Linked DNA regions of Mus musculus: region 2 is linked to region 1. The links are chromatin loops, found by intact Hi-C in ENCODE. Cell type or tissue: left cerebral cortex. All regions are shown on one strand. Links, peaks and the distances in the headings refer to the core of each region. The heading gives the core; the rest is flanking DNA. Region 1 overlaps Adcy8 (adenylate cyclase 8). Region 2 overlaps Adcy8 (adenylate cyclase 8).

Region 1 (10,257 bases), core at 1,156-9,155:
ATTATAGGTAGCCTAAATATAGCTGAGGGTCTCCACCACAACACTGGGATGGAAGATGGAAGTGTCTCCTTCCCAGCTAGTACCTACATCTTCATAGTACTGATAAATGAAAAGAGGGATGAGAACAAATTTATTCTCATTGGGAACAAATATCTCATTGATATCCAGGACCATGTAGGGGGTTCTGAGCAGGAAATATTTCATTGGTCACTGCCTTATACAAGTGGTCAATGACATAGAATCCTCTGATCAGCAAGCAACCAACAAAATTCACCCCGAGTTTCCAAGGCCTCTTATAGATTAGCATCAGTTCCGGATGACATTTTTCATGAGCCCGTATCAGCTTGAGAAGAAATAAAGGCAAAGTATAAAAGTTACCTAATTGCTTGTGTTCATTTGGCACATAGCTCAATAAAAGAGCATTTACCTGATGTGTGCAAAGTGCTGGGTTTGATCCGCAGCCTTACTAGAAAGCAGTTAACAGTTAATTAATTAATTCAAGCTTATCCTTGTTTCCAAGACTGTCATTTTGTTAGGAAAAGAAGTCCAAGCCCTTCTTTTTATGAAATAATGGTGCTCGTCTTTTTGAGTTGATTTAATGTTAATCTTTCATTGAGTACAATTGCCCTAAATCTGTACTTGTGGTCAACATTGCTGTTGTAACAAATCTGTCCCCAAAACATGTTTTGAAACTTGCCTGCCCTGTGAATCCTGGAGTGTTAGAGCTTCAGGTATGATGGGTTAGTAGAGTGGATATGCTTGATTTAATCAAGAGAAGGCAATCTGTAAGAAAATTAAAATTATCTACAGCAATGGAGGTGTGTCACTACAAATGCATGTGTATACTGTAACTGTTGGATTCCAGCTGTAAGCACTTCTGAGGAGAGTTCTGGTATCCCTCAGTCATAATGAATGTCCAGACAGAGACAACCTGAGTATCCCTTCCACTTCCTCTCCAAGGCAGAAAAGTATGTTACATCCAAAGTACATGGGAAGAATTGTTGCCTATGAAACCAAATAGGAGATCCACTGAGGGAAAACCATTTCAGCTTCCTTGGTTGCATAACCACATTGATTCTCGGGAAATCTAGCCCTCTGGAGCCTGATGTCCAATTTTCTGCAACATTGGTCTCTACTTCCTTCAAAGGACTATATGACTTCAAAGAGGCCAGAGTCCATGATTCCTAAAGTCAGTGGGTTCATCTCAGATTTGAGAAAGTCATAGCTCTTGATCAAGTATCTCTAAGGTGATTGATGCATGAAAGATAGAGGCCAGAGGATCTGAAAATTCTCCACCACCCTTCATGTGCTTTCCTGAGATGATCTATAATTTGATGTCAGCCTAGCCTGTGTTCCAAGAGTAGCTAAATTAAGAGGCTGGCAGAGGCAAACAGAGGCTATGGGTTTATACTTCCTCATAGATGTACCACAGCCTCATTCTTCACTCAGGGAAATCCTTGATGCTGGATGGAACTCCTCTACTCCTCTATCCCTTTAGGCCAACTTATACTTTGATTTAATTTTAAGTTTTCTTTAATAAGCTATCTTAAGTTGGAGCTGTGAGTGAGTATTGCATTTGGCTACAGCCAGCCAGTTGATTTTTATCAGTGGCGGTTGAGTCACCAGGAGACAAGATCTCTGACATGTCCTCATGAGCCAATGCAATCTCTGCATCCATGTCCCCATGTCCAATTACCAGCCATGGCGGTACATCTTTCTCCACCTCATGCTGTGTAATCCTGGGAAACAGTGAGATGCTGAAATTGCTCGAATTTTTTTTTTGCCTAAAGAATATTATACATATATCTATATGACAATATAGATATATAATGGTTTGTCTTGGAAGAAAACTTTCTATGTGTAAAAAAAACTGTATTAATATTTGTCAAGTTTGAGAAGCAGAGCCTGGCACATATGATTGTCTGTGTCTGAGAGATGCTTAAAATGAAACTGCCAATCAGGAAGCACACTGAGTCTTCTCATCACCATTGGGTGAATGACCTCATCAAAGTGTAGAATCTGCTCAGTGGGAAAAGATCCCTTTGCTGAGATTGTTGGATACACAGACTTTCTGTTACTTATTGGTTCTCTTTCTCTCATACCTGGGATGTGCCAGGTTAGAGAAACAGTGGTGACTCCCATTTCTCAGGCAACAGCTCCCTAAATGCCTCAAACCAAAGGAATTCAGCCACACAGAGGGAAGAGATCACTCCTCTCCCTGTGACATTTTGCCAGGTTGTGTTTCTCTGAACCAAAGGCTGCTAACTGATCACATGTGGTAGGCTCCACTGAATACAAGTGCATGGGATGCTGTGACTGTATGCAATGCAACATGATCTAAAACAACATTGCGTTTCTTTTGGATCCTAAGGGGACTAGCAGGTTTATTGTATCTGCATGTGCTTTCCCTCTAGACTCTGGCTGCCCTAACAAGAAATTCAATAAATCTGCTTCCAAACCATCTCGCACAAGCTTTGCATGTCCAGTCTGGGCCTGAGGAAATTAACAAGAGAATAGAGCATACCATCGACTTGCGGAGTGGCGATAAGTTGAGAAGAGAGCATATCAAGCCATTCTCACTGATGTTTAAAGACTCCAGCCTGGAGCACAAGGTAGAACCGAGTCTCCACAGTGGCTTTTTTTTTTTTCTGAAGTAAATTACTGTCAATGTTGGTGGGATTAGAGAGCACAAGGGCTGTGGTCTTGCTTTCTCTGTTCTTCCTTTGGTTTGGTTTGATTGGGTTTTTTTTTTCCTTATGATCTTTGAAATAATGAGTAAACTGAAGGCCATGAAGGGAGATACTCATTAGATAAAGAAAGCCTCGTCTCTGCACTTTAAGGGAAAGATGCCAAAGGAACAAAGACGCCTTGACTCAGTAAGCATCAAAAGGGTTTCTTCCACTTTGAGTCAGTAAAGCCAAGTAGTGTTGCTAAGCCTTTGCATTCACTTCCATTGTAACCCTGATAGTTTAACATACATGGATTCTCAAAACCTGATGTAAATGTAAGCACTGAGCCCGGTATCACTTATATCTTAAACACTGTCTGATTTTTCACATGTCTGCTGTATTGGATCAGACTTAATCCTCTATCTAAATTTGATAGTAAACCATAGACTGTGAGTCAAGCTTAACCCCTCCCTTGCTACTTCCTTTCTGCGTGACCTCTGATAAGAAAAATGACATCTCCGAGCCTGCACTCCCTTCCGTAAAAGGAGGTCGTTATACATGCCTCAGTCACAAGTTGTCTGGCTACTTTTTGTTCTTGTGACTTAAAAAATAAATAAATAAGTAAAAACTGGCAATGCAGTGAAGGAAGAGAGGATTTCTTTTGATTCACAGTTCAAGGTTCAGTCCATCGTGGTAAGGAAATCAGGGTGCTTGAAGCAGATGGTCATATTACCTTCACAGTCAGGAAGAAAGGTGCAGTCAATGTTAAGGTCTGGCTCCTTTTCACCTTCATATTTGGTTCAGGAAGCCAGTTCATGTAGGTGTCACCTACAGATAGAGTGACTATTCCTACTCAGGTAACTTAGTCAATAAAAGCCCATGTGTGTCCCAAGGATAACATTTGTAGATAGTCCCTCACATGCATGCTCTGCACTTCCCAGACTAGATGATTCTGCATCCTGTCAATTTGACAGTCATAAACCATCACACAAGTTATTATGATAGTCTCCAAGACAATGCCTTGCTTAGGCAAATCGTTCAAATATGGCAAGCTGTCACTGTGCTGGTGACATTCTCTATTTCCTTCTTCTATTTCAAACCTGTACTGGGGAGAAGCAAAGATAGGTGGGGTATATTGCTTCAGTCAACTGCTCCCTTTCATTGCCAAGAGCAGACCATTTTTCCTTAGCTGAGCCCAGGGTGTGTTTCACATCTGCAGGAGCCTCCAGCAAGAACAGCAGGGTACTTGCAGCAAATTTCAGGAGCCTGACCCACTATTTCATGAAGCTCCTGTTAACGATTCCTTTATGAGTTTATTCAGCTGCCTGGAGATTGTGCTTTTCCCAGTTAGGAGAATTCACAATGGTGTGCACATGCCCTGTTATAACTTACCGGCCCCATTCTCAATGAGATTCTCTGATCCCTACCTACAGACAGCAAACTCTAACATGAATACCTTCCACCTTCAGTTCCTAGTTCAGATTCCATTGTGTCTATGCACAAAAAAAAAAGGAAAGAAACAAACATTTTCCTCACTCAACATCCCCCCCAAATAGCAGGTGTGATTTTTCTTATTCATAATATAATTAAGGGCTTACATGCCAAAATTAAAATCATTTTGTCTTCTGGATACTCTACAAAAGGAACTAGGATAATGAGCAGAGGGAATTTTCAGAGAATCTTCATAATTAGCCTGTATAGACATTACAGTTTAGCCCAGAAGTGAGCAAAACCCTTTACTCATTCATGCTAAAAGTGCACTTGCCTCTCTCTCACCCTAACTCCTGCAGACTGTATTATCTAGTGTGTTTTAGCTAACAGTTTCTGCATCTTACCTGCAGCTCCCTGATACTAGAATGAAAATGGATCAGTGGCAGGAAAAGCATGTTTGAGTCTGAGTTATCTAAGCCTCTTCCAGAACAGTTAGAGGGTGGTACTCTAGTATACGTGGGGATTTGCCCATGGATGATCCAGCTATGTGTCATCTAGCATGTGCTCTGTGGGTCTCAGGGTAAAGGGCAGGGGAGCATGCTTCAGGAGACATTTAGTACCCTCCCTTAGGTTCCAGAGCCATTCCTCAGTCACAGATCCTCTTTGGAGAGTAAGTTACTGCTGAGCATAGACATGGCTTCAGCTATGTATCTACAGCAGAAAGTATAAAATGACTAAAACAACATAATAAGGCAGATGCTTATTCAAAAGGGACAGAGAGAAGCAGTAAAGAAGCCTGGGGGACTGAGGTTGAGAGTCACTAAGATTCAAAGGCCAGTGCTCTTGCTCATATCTCAGTCTCTGCTCAGATTCCTGGGGCTTGCTCCTCCTGGTGCTTTTATGAAGAAGACAAGCCTGTCCACCCTCATCCTTCGTAAACTTTGGATGGAAGAGGCAAAAGACAAGGGTTTCCGTAGGAAAATGTCCTAAAGCCTAGCAAAATAAAGGCAAGATTCTGAAAGCATGGTATGCTATGATCCAAGAATAGCATCGGTAGGATATGTAGGCTTATTGCATCCTTAGAGAAAACTTTGCTCTCGCACTCACAAAAGGAACACTGACATTTCAAGAGGTTAAGCATTGGTCATAGAAATCCAAAGGCATGAGCCATATTTTATTGACTCTAGGGAATCAGTCATTGATCCAATGATACTCTATCTTCTATGTATTATTCAGATATTAAAAACTATACCATATTAGGAGTTTATAAGAAGCATGCACAACACACACATACACACACACACACATGTACACGTACACATACATACCACACACACACACACACACAGCTGGGCTAGCACACTCAGGACAATGATGACCAGGAAATAAAATCCACCCAACACGTAGCACAGTGAAGAACCCACATTCCTAATTCTGTCAGTGAGAAGATAAATGGAAAGAATGCCTCACGATCCAAACTTCAAATAAATCTACACAGCTTTGCCCCAATTCAGTCTGTGTGAAAAACCTCTGTCAGAACTTAAGGCGACCCTGGTTGATACTGCCACCTGGTGACTGGAAGAAACAATCACACACCTCCATGGAAAAATATCTCCCGATTTCAAGAGTCCCAAGACAGCAAAAGACACCCTGATTTCAGAGGTGGCTAAATGCTCATGCTACCAAAAATTCACATTTTAAGTAAAAATGTGCATATTTTTTAGCATTTCTAAATATCTGGAGTATTTATAATTGCGAAACCTCTTTTGATCGTAAAAGCATGTTCTCTGAAAGAAAAATGGACATGGAAACATTGATTGTACCCTTGCAATTTTGTATGGAAGGAAAGGTTCCACTCTGCTTAGACAACAGAAATAAGCAGGAATGAGGATTAGTTCCCTGCCTTTACGAGTCAGCCACAGAGAACAAAGCTACACTGGAATGTGTAGACATGCCATTCAGACATTACCTGGCCGTGACTTATAAGGACTGATACGTCCATCAACAGTATCATATGCAACCAGGCTTTTGTGTGCTTTGTAGTGTTGCACAAGTACTTGTTGTATGAATAAGAAAATGGACAAAGAGCTAGAGAAATGGCTCAGTGAGCAAAGCACTTGCCACCCAAGTGTGGCGACTTGAAGTGAAATCCCCAGGATCTACAGAAAGTCAAGCATGGTAACAGGCCCCCCTAATTCCAATGCTTGTGGGCAAGACGGGAGGTGTAGACAAGAGCATCCACAGAAACCTTAAAGCCAACAGCCTGGTGTGTGGAGTGTCAAACAAAATAGACACACTATCTCAAACCAGAGAAAGGTGAGGACCTACATCCAATATTGTCCTTTGATTACATATACCATAGAACCACATAAACACACATAAAACAAGAAAATGAAGAAGGACCTCGGGTACAATGATCCAGGAGGGTGGCTGCACTTCCCATCACTTATCTCAGGATGTATTTTACAAATGATAAACTAAAGAACAGGAGTGGGCTTTGATCCGATCTCATTCAGTAGATTTTCAGGAGGGAAAACTAAATTCTCCTTGATCCTCACTTGGGAATTCACTATTTCATATATGCCCTGAAATTTCTCTGAAGATGATATCTAGACTTCCTCAAAATCATCAATTTTATAGAAAAAAAATCTCCTTATTGCTTTTTTTATGTTGATTGTGACTGGGATTGAAGGTCTTTTTGTATTCCTTTTGCTCTTCAGGTTTTGTCTTTGGGTAGCGCCCCTTGTCTTAACTCCCTTTATTAAGGCTCTCACATTTGCTTTGGAAGTTGAGAGGCTTTGCTTTCCAGTGAGGAACTTGTCCTTCTTGCTCCCTTCTGTTTCTAGAGTTCTTACAGGACGGTAGTATGTCTCAGCTTCTGGTCCTCATTCACCACTGGAACTAGACTTGCTCTGAATGAAGGTTAGGAAGGAGATGGCAGATAATTCCAATTACAGGCAGATGTCCCCAGACATAGAAGCCAACAAAAGACCTTTAGAGCCTTGGGAGAGTTGAGTAGCATGGGCACTTACTTGCAAGAACTAAGTGTGGTGTTCCATAAGCAATAGGATGGGGCAAGGTCTTCATGCTGAGTAAAGACAAGAATATGTTACTGGACATCCTGTAATCAGTTGGACATTTTGACTTCCGGTGTTGGCATTTTAGTGGGTGAGGCATTAAAATAAAATCAACTTGGTGAAAATCAGATTTTCTTCCTCCTTCCAACTCTGACATCATCTGTGTGCTTCTGAGACTTCTGTCTTTAAGAAAGCCTCTTTCTGTAAAACTCTTCATTCTGCACACTGCAGAGTTGCTTTGTGATCTTGTATGAGATGCAAGTGCCTGCTGGTCAATTGTCCTTAAGAATCTGATTTTGCCAGGGGATATGAATTTGAGACATGTTTTTGGAGGATTTTGTTTTGTTTTGTTCTGTTTTAATTTTCAGCCATATTTCTTTGTCATTTGGCTGAGCGGACATGATTGAGACCAGCTGGTATCAAAAGGTCCCTAGGTCAACTGGAGCCAGTATGGACTCTGACAGCTCTGTAAAGCTTATACTTGTATCAGGAGGAAAAAAAAAGGCCTTGATTCAAATTCCCCTTCGGAAATAAAATCAGGCACAGAGTTACATATTATTTTACAGTAGCAGAAACAGATGGATAGTCTCTCGTCACTCCAATAGACTTTTCTGGACTCATGAAAAAAACCCTTACTTTGTTCAAAGATATTCAGTCTTCATTTTTTAAAAGGAAAAAGAAGAAAAAGCATGAAGCTGATCACCTAGTAAACATGACTTGAGCCCAGTTTTTGTCAATATGATCTATGAAGCAAGACAAAGGACTTCACCTCGCTGACATGATTATGACCAGATGTCTGTAAGGGTTAGTACGAAAATTAAGGGCTGGCAAGGTGACTCACAGGGTAAAGACACTGGCTGTGCACGAAAGAAAACTCTGAGTTTGGAATCCCGGAATCTACATAAAAGTTGGACACTTACTGAAGCGTCTGTAATTCCACCACACTCCTTCATACTAGACCAGGTAACTTGGCATATCAAGCTGGGCAGAGGGCCAGTAATGCCCTCTTAATATATCCTGCATCCTAAAGTACCAGGATTCCAACCTCTACCCACTTAATCTAGCACTGACTTGCCACTCATTAAGTAAGGTACTCCCATGATGCCCTAAGCTCACTGGAGCAGACACATTGGCTGCCTTGGCTCCTAGGATGTGTCTTAAGAATGAGAAAGACAAGCTCCTTTTTTAAGGGCATCTTTTGTTTGAATAGCTCCCACTGCTGTGTCTCTTCCTATGAGAACAAGCCATTCACATGTTTTGATCTCTTTCACACATGGGTTTCTTCACATTCCCACAAGAACTGCCTTTCTAGCCTCCCTTCTTGTTATTTCTAGCAAGTCCATCTGCTATAACTCAGAGCACTTGATCGGTTCAGTTCACGCTCTGCCTGTCTGTGTTCTGCTATCCATCCTGTTCTGCGCACTGGAGAAAGACAGAAAGCCACAGCTTCTGTTCTCATGGAATTTATACTCTAACTTTGTGACCTTGAGCCAGTCACTGACCTTTCCATTCTAAAAAATGGGACCAAAGTGCCCATGAGCTGTGAGGCTCTTGGGCAGGGGAAATCCACTGAGCGTTTATGTGCCTCAGAGTTTGCAATAAACTGCTCTAAGGTAGCACATGTTTAAGGAGGCATATTCACCTATCATTTACCGTCATGTCAGACTCTATCTTAAACATTTTACACTTATTACCTCATGCATTGTTACAATACCCTTTCTGTAGGTGCTAGCTTTACCATCTGACAGGTGTGAGCCTCAGAATCTGGGTACCTTTTCCAGGGCAACACAGATGGAATTCTAATCTATTTCAATATGTCTCCTAATCCCAGACTACCATTAATACAGAAGCAAAATCCTACAATTTATAGTGCCTGCTTTTCATGCAGTTTAGAATATCTCTGTGATATTGATGGTAAAGGATATGATACAGGGAAGTGATTACAAAGCGATTCATGTGGCAAAGACCTTGAAGGGACAAAAAGAGTAAAAAGTATTTGAAGGAAAGAAAGGAGTAACATGTAAACTCGTTTGTTTGATCCTTTACCTTCCCACTACACAGATGCATGTGTAGACACATATACAAATAATACACTACATGTCCTTGCCACATGGAAAAACCACTGAGATAAGCTAACAGTAGGGCAGCTGTATCGATCTAGCTCTCTAGGCACATGTGTCCATCAAATAAGTGAATAAACAAATTCATAGAATACATTTCTTCTTAAAACAGTGGGAATAGAAACAATCCTGAGCTCTGTATTCGGAAAGCAGAAAAAGGTGAGCAGTCAAGAACTTCTTACGTAACGGAATGGTTTGAAACAGCATAAGAAAAGAAAAGGTAGCTCTTACAAATACGCAAGGCATGTGAAGTTAAATTGAGAGGAACATCACATTTTATACATAAATCAGCTCTTAGATCTTGCTCATTTCTATTTAATAAAGACTATTGTAGTTTTCATGATATGAAACAAGGTCTGAGCTGAATGCTTTCAAAACATTCATTTAATGCTACTATTTCCTGCTACATGATAGTTACTATTTGTCACCCAAGAACCTCTTTAGATAATCCTTTGTCTGCGTAAAATTGATATTTTATATGTGTTCAGAATTTCTCTTAAGTGACTGTGCACTTTAAAAGTTAGGTGGAGGGTTAACAGGTTTTAGTAAAATTGTATCAGACACTTCTTTCCTCTTACTATAGACTCTTAATTTACCATGACTGAAATAGGGAGGCATTTGACCAAGAAGGCTTGAAACCTGAATAACTCGCTGTTCTGATGTTCTGATGTTGGCTTCTAGAACAATAACCAGCATGCACATCTTTCTTAGAGATGACCAGAATTTTCTTGCTTCGTGCCATTCCTGTTTGGAATTTGGAGCTTGAGTCAAATGGTCTCAGATGTTGTTTTTACATTTTTTTTTCCTAAATCAGACACATCCTCATCTTCCTCAGGGTCTCATTTTGAAGATTATTTTGAAGGAATGGTTCTCTTGTAACATCCGGTTTCTCTTAGGTTTTTTTTCTTTCTCCTGTCCTTGTAGATCTTAAAACAGTAGAAGTGTTTAGGTCTACTTCTT
Region 2 (10,257 bases), core at 1,270-9,269, 140 kb before region 1:
TCTGTGAACAAATGCTTGAGTAATCATATCAGAAAAGCTCTTGCTTCGTCCACTTTACATCTGAGGATATTGAGCTCAGAAGAGTGCAATCACCTCGCTCAAATCCAGGGACGAATGAGAAGCTCCAATCTACAGTTTTTCATTTCCAATGCTTCCCACTGGAACCAATGGTCTATTAGGACCACTTTATCTGAGTTAACTATGCTATTTTCAGAAGCAGTAAGTTATAAGAGAAAATACCAACTTCTTTCATATTAGTATGCAGAATCCAGAATCCAGAGCCTTGTATTGAAAAAAGCACCTAAAATATCATCTAGCCATACAACTTTGAACATACCATTCACCTGTCTTGGCTTCCTGTGCAGCTACAAATGTCTACCATGGGTGGGGGAGACCTAAGCAGCTAAAGTACTTGCCACCCAAGCAAGAAAACCAGATAAATAATCCACACACATGTCATGTAAGCTTGCTGCCTGTCGAGGCAGGGGATTACCAGAGCTAGCTGGCTAGTGATACTCTCAGGGAACTCTGGGTTGAGTGAGAGGACCTTACCTCCAAGAATATAAAGTTTTCTTGACATCAATCTGGGGTCTCCATATATACATTCATACACGTCTCACCCACACTCATCAACTCATAAACACACACACAACTCTACCTATGAAAAGAAGAAAAAAATCCAAATACTGTGAAATGGAATTATAATTAACATGGATATGGGGTTTTATATTTGTTTTGGGTATTTGATTTCCTAAATCAGACAATGGCAATTCTTATAGAAAATACAACATCTGAACATCTTTGACCTTGAGAGTCTAAAGCCATCACTCATGAGAAATAACTGAGCAAAAGCAACTTACTATAGGGTTTGTAATATTTAATTCTTCTGCTGGTTGAGCTGCAATACGGTTATTTGCTGTAAGACCATGAGTCACTGTAGTCACTGAATTTGTTTTGGAGAGACTGATGACTGTGATATTTAATTGACAGACAATTGTTTCTTTTGAATATCTGATTAGTGACACTGTAGCACTTGTCAGGATTTTAAAACGTGTGTTAGCTGTGATCAGCAAGCTATTTTATGTCAACATTACTCAACAATGATTGATCTGCCATTTATTCACCCTGAATATCTATATTGGGAACATGGTGTCTATGGAGTTTTATTTGTCTGCAGCTCCCCCAGGAAAGAGACAAGGTGGCTTTGAGGAACCCACTTCATCTTGCTATAGCTTAGTCATTTCGCGTATAACCAAATGACATTTAGATTCCTTTTGCCAATGTCTCTTTGTATAAATGAATAAGAAAGAATTTGAACCTAATAAACAACAGTGACAAAAAGCTGAGTGATGAAATGAATCCTTTAACAAAGAGAGTTTGGCATGGATTGGCAGGATCAATATAGTAAAAATGGCTATCTTGCCAAAAGCAATCTACAGATTCAATGCAATCCCCATCAAAATTCCAACTCAATTCTTCAACGAATTGGAAAGGGCAATCTGCAAATTCACCTGGAATAACAAAAAACCTAGGATAGCAAAAACTCTTCTCAAGGATAAAAGAACCTCTGGTGGAATCACCATGCCTGACCTAAAGCTGTACTACAGAGCAATTGTGATAAAAACTGCATGGTACTGGTATAGCAACAGACAAGTAGACCAATGGAATAGAATTGAAGACCCAGAAATGAACCCACACACCTATGGTCACTTGATCTTTGACAAGGGAGCTAAAACCATCCAATGGAAAAAAGACAGCATTTTCAACAAATGGTGCTGGCACAACTGGCGGTTATCATGCAGAAGAATGTGAATTGATCCATTCCTATCTCCTTTACTAAGGTCAAATCTAAGTGGATTAAGGAACTCCACAGAAAACCAGAGACACTGAAATTTATAGAGGAGAAAGTGGGGAAAAGCCTCGAAGATATGGGCACAGGGGGAAAATTCCTGAGTAGAACAGCAATAGCTTGTGCTGTAAGATTGAGAATCAACAAATGGAACTTCATAAAATTGCAAAGCTTCTGTAAGGCAAAAGACACCGTCAATAAGACAAAAAGGCCACCAACAGATTGGGAAATGATCTTTACCTATCCTAAATCAGATAGGGGACTAATATCCAATATATATAAAGAACTCAAGAAGGTGGACTCCAGAAAATCAAATAACCCCATTAAAAAATGGGGGCGCTCAGAGCTAAACAAAGAATTCTCACCTGAGGAATACCGAATGGCTGAGAAGCACCTGAAAAAAATGTTCAGCAACCTGAGATTCCATCTCACACCAGTCAGAGTGGCTAAGATAAAAAATTCAGGTGACAGCAGATACTGGCGAGGATGTGGAGAAAGAGGAACACTCCTCCATTGTTGGTGGGATTGCAAGCTTGTACAACCACTCTGGAAATCAGTCTGGTGGTTCCTCAGAAAATTGGACATAGTACTACTGGAGGATCCTGCAAATGTAAATGAAATAAATACCTAATAATAAATAAATAAATAAATAAATAAATAAATAAATAAATATTAAAAAACAAACAAAAAACAACGAGAGTTTGGAGTGGCATAGAACAGCAGAGTGCCTTCCTCAGTAATTGGCGAAACACAGAACAATTGTTCATAGGGTACATCCCACTGTTGATCACATAAATTGTAGATGAAAGAAACAGGACATTTGTACCATCCCAAACAATGCCAGTATCCATGCATACAAGTCATGATCCACATCTCAGGGTGAGAAGATAACCACTAAACATCAAGCAGCATGTTCTTCCGTTCCTCTCATACACAGAAGTACCGGTCATGAGGATGCCTCCATTGCCATTTATCTAGAACATTCTTTACAGAAAGAGGGGGAGGGGAGGGGGAGGGGGGAGGAGAGGGAGAGAGGGAGAGGGAGAGGGAGAGAGGGAGGGAGAGGGGAAGAGGGAGAGGGAGAGGGAGAGGGAGAGGGAGAGGAATTATTTAGCTATCATTTAGCGCTGTTGTGTCTTCCTATAGATCTGTGCAGAGAAGTCCTTCCTTATGCAAAGTAGTTCAGATAACAAGTTTCTATTTAATATATTGCAGGAAAGATCTGACTAGTCATCAGGTTAAGATCACTGGGTTTAAAGCATCCAGAAGAAAAAGATTCAGACAATGAAGTTTACTCTATCAGGCCTTTCTCATGCGAATGGGCATATTTCAAATTGCAGATCTATCCCAATATCAAAAGAAAAACTAAGCGACACCAAAATAGTATATTCCCAATAAAATCAGAGGAAAATCCATAGAAGGAAAAACTTACATCTAACAAATGGCATGAATAAAGTGAGATTTGCAATAGCAGCAGATTGCCTGGCAAACTAAATCAAGTATTAAAAAGATTTAAGGGAGAGTGCCATACTGTATAAAGAAAAAGAGGTCCTCATGGCTCCCTTCCATGCCACCTGCCACTTCTGGTCCATTGACCCACCTAAGCATCACCAAGTCCCTACATTGTGATGTTTGAGAAACATGTTAGAAAAAACCTTCTAGATATTTTCCCACCAAATACTTCAGCATTCTTAAAATAGAGGCAGGTAGAACACATTCACATTTGATAATTACTTTGTAGTGCTGATGTTGCTATTGGTTGGTAGGCTTCAAGATGGAAAATGGTTCTTTTTTATTCTGAATACCCATGGATTATGAGTTGTTTTCTGTTGCTGCAATAAAGCACCATGACCAAAAGTGGCCTATAGAAAAGAGAGTGTATTTTGACCTATGGTTCTAGAGGGAGGGTCTTTATAACAAGGAAAGCAAGCCACAGGCAGCTGGAGCAAGAAGCAGAGAGATCTTATCTCCATCTACACACAGAAAGAGAGAAAGCGAACATGAAGTTGGGTGAGGCTATAAACTCTTGGCACCTTCCTTGAGGTTTCACTTCTTCCAGCAAGGCTCTATGACCGAAAAGTTCCATTACTTCCCAAAGAGCCACTAACTATCATAGACCATAAAGAGAACTCGAGGCCACACAGATTACAGTAGATGACAAAAAACTAAAACAAAAACTAAAACAAAAAAAAAAAACAAAACAAAACAAAACGAAAAATGTGTCTTAGAAAATCGATTGTACCTTTAGGCCATTATACCAACAATATACTATGTTTGTTTTATTCTTGAGCACATGTGTGCATATGTTCATGGTTTTTTATGTTTGTGCTTGAGACAAAGTGAAGACAGATGTTAGACTTACTATGTGGCCCAGGCTGCCCTGGAACTCATTATCCTCTGTCCTTAATCTTCTAAGTCCTGGGCTTTCCAGTGGGTACCACCACACTCAACTAGGAGTTTTGAACAAATTATACTCCTAGTTTATTTAGTCCATTTTATTTTAGTTCTCATTACTAACATGTAAATATGATTTCTAATCAATAATGACTATGATGTAATCATGGTGTATTCTCTGAATGATCATCAGCTAGTCTGTGAGATAAATTAAAAGTTTTCTATCCTATACTGGTTTATCTAATGTCTAAGAGAAAACAAACAGCCATTTTCATGTCCTGGGTGTTTGGGACTTCTGTTTTCTTTTTACTGTGTATGTGAGATTTGGGGACCAGAAAGAACCAGATCAAATGTTGCTCCATCTGATGTATAATTTATATCACTAGAATAAATGCAAGGCAACAGTAGTGGCTGGAGACAGGTGGGACTATTTCCCAGGGGAAGAAACAAATGCCTTCCTATTTATAAATCTTTGAAAGCGCACCAGGCTTTGTGAGATTAAAAACTCATCCCTGGAGGTACTCAGCAGAAGCCAGATGCTTCTGGCCAGGGATTTGGTGCAAAGGAGGATGGTTTGAACAAAATCATATTTTTTAACATCCTCTACAATTTGGAGCTTGTGATTCTGGGATTCTTCTAGGAGTTACAAATAATTGGCTAGCTGCATAAAAAAAATCAGACTGTAAAAGGAAGTCTAAGAAATATTCTACATCTCAGAGAGATGTTATACACTGTATCAGGCTATTTCCTCAAACTTGTTCTCCTGGGCCTGATTTTGTGAACATAGGGTTCTCTGTTCTACTCCTGCAGTAGGCCAAGCCTGAAAGCTAAAAGGAGTATCCCCGCCACATATCCCTGTCTATCTCTATGGTTAGTCTTCCCCTGTCTAGCTTGATCGCTGCTCCTTCTGCTATGTGCTAATAAAATATAAAATAAAATAAAATAAAATAAAATAAAATAAAATAAAATAAAATAAAATAAAATTTAAAAACCCCTGCAGTATCTATTCCTTCCCCTTCCAATTCCAATTTACCAGGGACAGCACTGGATCTTTCCCTGTTGCAATGTGTTAGGTGTTCAAGAAAATGATGTTAATTTCTCATTGCTCTTTGCCGGGTTGCTCATCTTACTACTGGCTCTGTGTCCTCCAGATGGTGCCATCCTTCATCACACTCTCATTCCTCAACCCAGTGTTTCACTCAGATCACCGGAAACACCCATGCCTTCGGCTCCTCTGCTGCCTGAGTCCTCAAGGAGAGCAATTTCTCAAGGATGTCTTCTCTTCTGTCACAACTTAATTGTACTCTAAACCTTTTTATCCCCCTTAGAAACCCCTTCCTCCGTATCAGCTCCCATTTCCTCTCTATTCCTATTATTTTATTTCTTTTTTCTTCTAACTAATCCATTCTCCTTCCATTCTCCTCCTCTTCCTGCTGCTGATGCTAATGCTTATTCAGTCTGCTTCAGTGTGCTTCACCTTCTCCTTCTTTACCTCCTCCTCCTTCCTTCTCTTCTTTCTCATTTTACTCCTCCTCTCGTATAATCTCCTAGTCTCTCTTCTTCCTTTCCTCTCTCCCTCCCTAGTCCCTTCTCTCATTCTCTTTCCCTCTCTTCCTGCCTGTTATATCTGACTTTGATATCATATAGGAAGCACAGTGAAGACAGTGTACAGGTTTGTTTATTCACCAAAACCTTACTAGTACTCTATGATTGATAACTATTTAAGAACAAAAGAGTAGGAATGCCCAAGGCTATTGTTCAGTACTGATTGTGAGTGTGTGGTATTCTGTGGTGTGTGTGTGTGTGTGTGTGTGTGTGTGTGTGTGTGTGTGTGTGTATCTCCCATATGTGTCTCCAGCTGACCATAAACTCAAATTGTTCTGCTGAGGATACAAGTGTGATCCACTACACTGCTCTGGCTGAAGAATTTCAATGTCTAGGAAATTAAACTTAGGTTCAATTAGGTTCTTCCAAGTTCGTGGTGTTTCTCTCCTGTTCAAATGCTAGGGAAGGCTAAAGTTTGCAGATTAAACAGTTTCAGAACCAAGCTCAATAAGAATTGCACCAAAATAAGATGACCTAATGGATCTGCCAAATTGTAACTCCAAGAATCCCACGCAAAATTCCTGTGCCAAGGTGATAACATTTCTTTTAATAGCTTGTGTCCTGTAACAGAACTTGTGGTTTCCAAAGCTTTAAATAGATGTTACCATTTAAGAGGTAAGCAAGCATCCATTCTATTAAATGTAATTATTATTGTCTTACTGCTTTTATGTCTGCTGCTGGATCTCAATAAGACTTACATAATAAATAAAAGTGCATCATTTGTTATCTTCATGAAGAAGAATTTGATGCTAACTGGATTATGTATAGAAGACAGAAAAATGAGTCCCTTAACTTTCCTGTAGTATCTGAGACAGAAGACATATCAGTTTAGGCTGAGACGCCTACAAAAGAATTCATTTTAGAAGAGCCAATAAAGATAATATTTAAAACTACTGAAAAACTGGGTAATTATAAAGATAGACCGCCAATACTAGAAAAAAATATAAACTCAAATTCATAACTTCACAACATTTTAAACTTCAGGAAATTTCTCTCCTACACTTCACCTCAAAAAGAAGAAAATGGTCTGGCAAAATTAATAATAACACGTATTCTAGTATCAGCTTAGTAGGATCTGGATCCTGACACCAAAACTCATTTATCTAGCATGATACTTAGCCTATATAACCCTCAGTAAAATGGAAGAGATTATCACATGAATTTTATTTTTTTAAAAAAGTGTGAGAATAAACAGAGTTGATACAGAAAATTCCACAAACAGTTTCTAACCTAATGAAGGCTACTTAACCTTATGCGGCTTGCAATGAAAGTTTGTGATGTATGGACTTGGACTCTGTAATTTATTGACACTTCTCCAGTCCTAAGAACAATTCCCAGAGCACAGATGTTCAGTGGATTTTTATTGAATGAGCAAATAGAACCACTAGGGAGGTTAGAATAACCAGCCACTGAAAAGTTGACATCAGACTCTGGGCAAAGTACTAACAGGTAGCTTAATTAATAAAAATGTATGCATTTGATAACTTTCAACTTATATGGTGATGTCATGCAACTAAAATGCTAGAACAGTACATTGACACATCAATTTTCTAAGACATTTGGCACATTTTACTAAAAGGCTTTTTTTTTTTTTTAGAACTACTTCTCTTTCTTTGCACGTTCTTTTTGACCTTTCAAAATATTAATAGTTAAAGGAGACAGTGTTGGAATTACATTGAGTCGCTGTTTTGATTAAATATTGAAGTAGAACATGTATTTCAAAACCCACTTCTCCCCCTAGAATCAACATTTACTCTGAATGACCCACTCAGAGCACTCATATCTAAAAACCACATCTCTAGAATTTATAATACATTTTATACTTTTACATACAAGATGGTTATATATACATATGGAAAAATAATAGCCTCAATATTATACACCAAACAATGGAAACAATGTCCTGAAAAGGTGTGTGTGTGTGTGTGTGTGTGTGTGAGAGAGAGAGAGAGAGAGAGAGAGAGAGAGAAATCAGAGACAGAGATATGTAGAGACACTGAGAGACAGGGAGACATAAATACAGATAGAGGTTAAAACCTTGTGTCATTCTTTGGGTATTTAGCACCTTTGTTGTTGAGACTGATCTCTCACTGGCCTGGAATTCATTCACAAGTAGGCTAGACTAGCTATCCAGAGAGCTCCAGATAGATGTCTGTCTCTACCTCGCCAGCACCAGGATTAAGTCTTTCTACTACAGCTGTCTTTCAAGATATGGGATCTGTGGATTTAACCAGATTTTTCAACTTGTAAGGCAAGTAATTATCTAAATGAACTGTCTCCCCAGTTTGCTGGAAGGTTTCTAAACTCTGAAACAGTTTCAGGCTACAATTCTACATTGTTTATCTCGCAGTAAGGGTTTTATAATCTTACATGGCAAACTTTGTTTTCAATACTTTAGTAACTCTGTGGAACAAAGAATTGACTATTGGGTTAAAATGAGAAAACCATCTATGCACCAATGGCTGGCTCTCCAGGGCAAGTGTATAGCATATCCTGGTGCTGCCCCTGAACATTGCAGCATATATATAGAGTACTCACCTCTGGTTTTCCAGCTTTTCTTATGCCAAGTCATAAAAAACAATTATGAAAACATTTTCCCCTGTCCATAAACTCAAAAGTCATGGCCTAGTGAGATGGCTCAATAGGTAAGGGTACCTGCTACTCAGCCTGATAGCCTGTGTTTGATTCTTGGATACATATAGTGGAAGGAGAGAACTAACTAACACAAGTTACATACCACATGAATGAATGAATGAATGAATGAATGAATGAATGAATGAAATTTTTTCCATTAAAAAAACCAAGGCATTTGTCTGGAGAAAACCGACTCAGAGTAGGAGCCAGGAATCTCAGCTGGAATGGTTCTACTCACCTGATTCAGATTCCTGCCTGCTCTGCCTTCAGAAGAATTGATGTTCCAAGCTGGGTGAAATTCTTAAGGTCCCCCAAGCCTGTTTTAATCAAAGCAGGAATTTTGGTTCCAATATCTTGAATAGACCAGAAGGATCTGACTTTTGTCCAAAGAAGTTTCAGAAAGAAGTCTAGGGGAAGCCTTCCTGCCATTCTGTATTTTGCCAGCTCTGGTACATGGACCAATGACTCTGTGAGATGTGATCCCAGAATTTCATGAAGTTGGAACCCTCTGTTCTAATAGTACTATAGTTTTGTACTGGCTGAAGTGGATGTTGCAAAGTGGTCCAAAGAATCCTTCTCTGTCCCTATATCCACTTTGTACAGCTCATCTTATTCTCTCCATAACTGCTATACTCCAGCCTTCTTTCCATGAAATACTTAAACATCCCAGTCTGCTCTTACACATACCAGGCATAACCATTCCCTCTGCTCAAAGAGGTCCATGTGATTTCCTCAGGATCTGGCTTGAGTCATCCACCCAGTGGGGTCATCTACATTTAGATACTTAATTATGCTTGTGACCTCTCTCCTTATAAATCCCTAGCTACTCTTCTCTTATACTCCTCATTACCTTAGTTTGATATAAAAATGTGTATTGTCTCCTCTTGCTGGAAACTGGAAATTATGGCCATGTTTTATTGTGTCTACAGCAGGACCAGGAACATTGCAGGTGCATAGGAAAATACTTTTCTATTTATTGAGGGATGAATAAAGAAATGTATTTCTGTGAATAGTTGTACTGACATTTTCTCTCATTCTTAAATAGTCACAAGCTACACAACACATTTTTTTCTAGTACAGAGAAAGTAAAAATCACTTTATTCTTTACTTTCTGTGTCTCCATAAGAAAGGGTATAGTCTTTTCTCGTTGACTAACACATCCTGAGAGCCTAGAGTTTTATGGACCCTGAGTTTAACAGGGTGCCTTCTACAAATCAGTTTCCCAAGTTTGACGATTTATATGATTGTCCTTTCTCTTGATCTGTAGTATGTACTCACACAAGAGAGTGTGCCTAAGACATTGCAGGTACGTGTCCATCACTTCTTCTGTGATACTGTGTTCCAATCTGTGCAGTAAAGGCCACTGTCACAATAGTTATAGAATCCAGAAAAGTTATGGCACATAGACCCACACCGAAAAGATCAGAAAGAAATTAACATTTACAGCAGCAGCTAGCATGTACTGACTGCTCATCATCTGTCAGAGAGTTAAGTAATTAACTCACTCACAACAGCCTGTGAAGTAGAAACCAGCAGCATTACTGTTAACATATGAAGAGCCTGAGGTTCAGCAACATTAAGTAGATTTAAGTATTTCCCCACCAGAAAGAGCCAGAGCTGAGACCTAAATCCCAGAAACAGATCATTAGAGTGATCTGTGAAGGTAGCAGGCACAGTGGTGAGACTCTTCCAGATGTGACTTTGTTTCACCTTGTGGCAGTCCTGGAAAGGAGTCATTAATTACTCCACTTCCTAAAGATAAGTAAAAATAAGCA

What was found. Hi-C counts contacts between places; a loop is a spot of excess contacts. Peaks named below come from ENCODE experiments on the same cell type or tissue, not always from the same donor. Only the 100,000 strongest peaks of a DNase experiment are listed, where the experiment ranks them.
Region 2: it touches region 1 in a loop (3-fold over the local background); 6 of 42 quality-filtered maps call a loop at or near these places.

Annotation. Positions count from the first base shown.
Region 1 is chr15:64,760,162-64,770,418 of GRCm38, reverse strand. It overlaps Adcy8 (adenylate cyclase 8), which reads left to right. Exons shown (of 18, transcript NM_009623.2): 8 at 2,415-2,612. Among named protein-coding and RNA genes, the nearest start is that of Gm30752, 34 kb to the left of the region's middle. In left cerebral cortex, for the core only: a CTCF peak has its summit at 5,681 (motif pointing left); DNase peaks (open chromatin) are centred at 5,651 and 8,496.
Region 2 is chr15:64,898,509-64,908,765 of GRCm38, reverse strand. The region is part of intron 1 of Adcy8 (adenylate cyclase 8); the gene reads left to right. Among named protein-coding and RNA genes, the nearest start is that of Adcy8, 19 kb to the left of the region's middle. In left cerebral cortex, for the core only: a CTCF peak has its summit at 5,390 (motif pointing right); a DNase peak (open chromatin) is centred at 5,421; H3K27ac peaks cover 192 bases.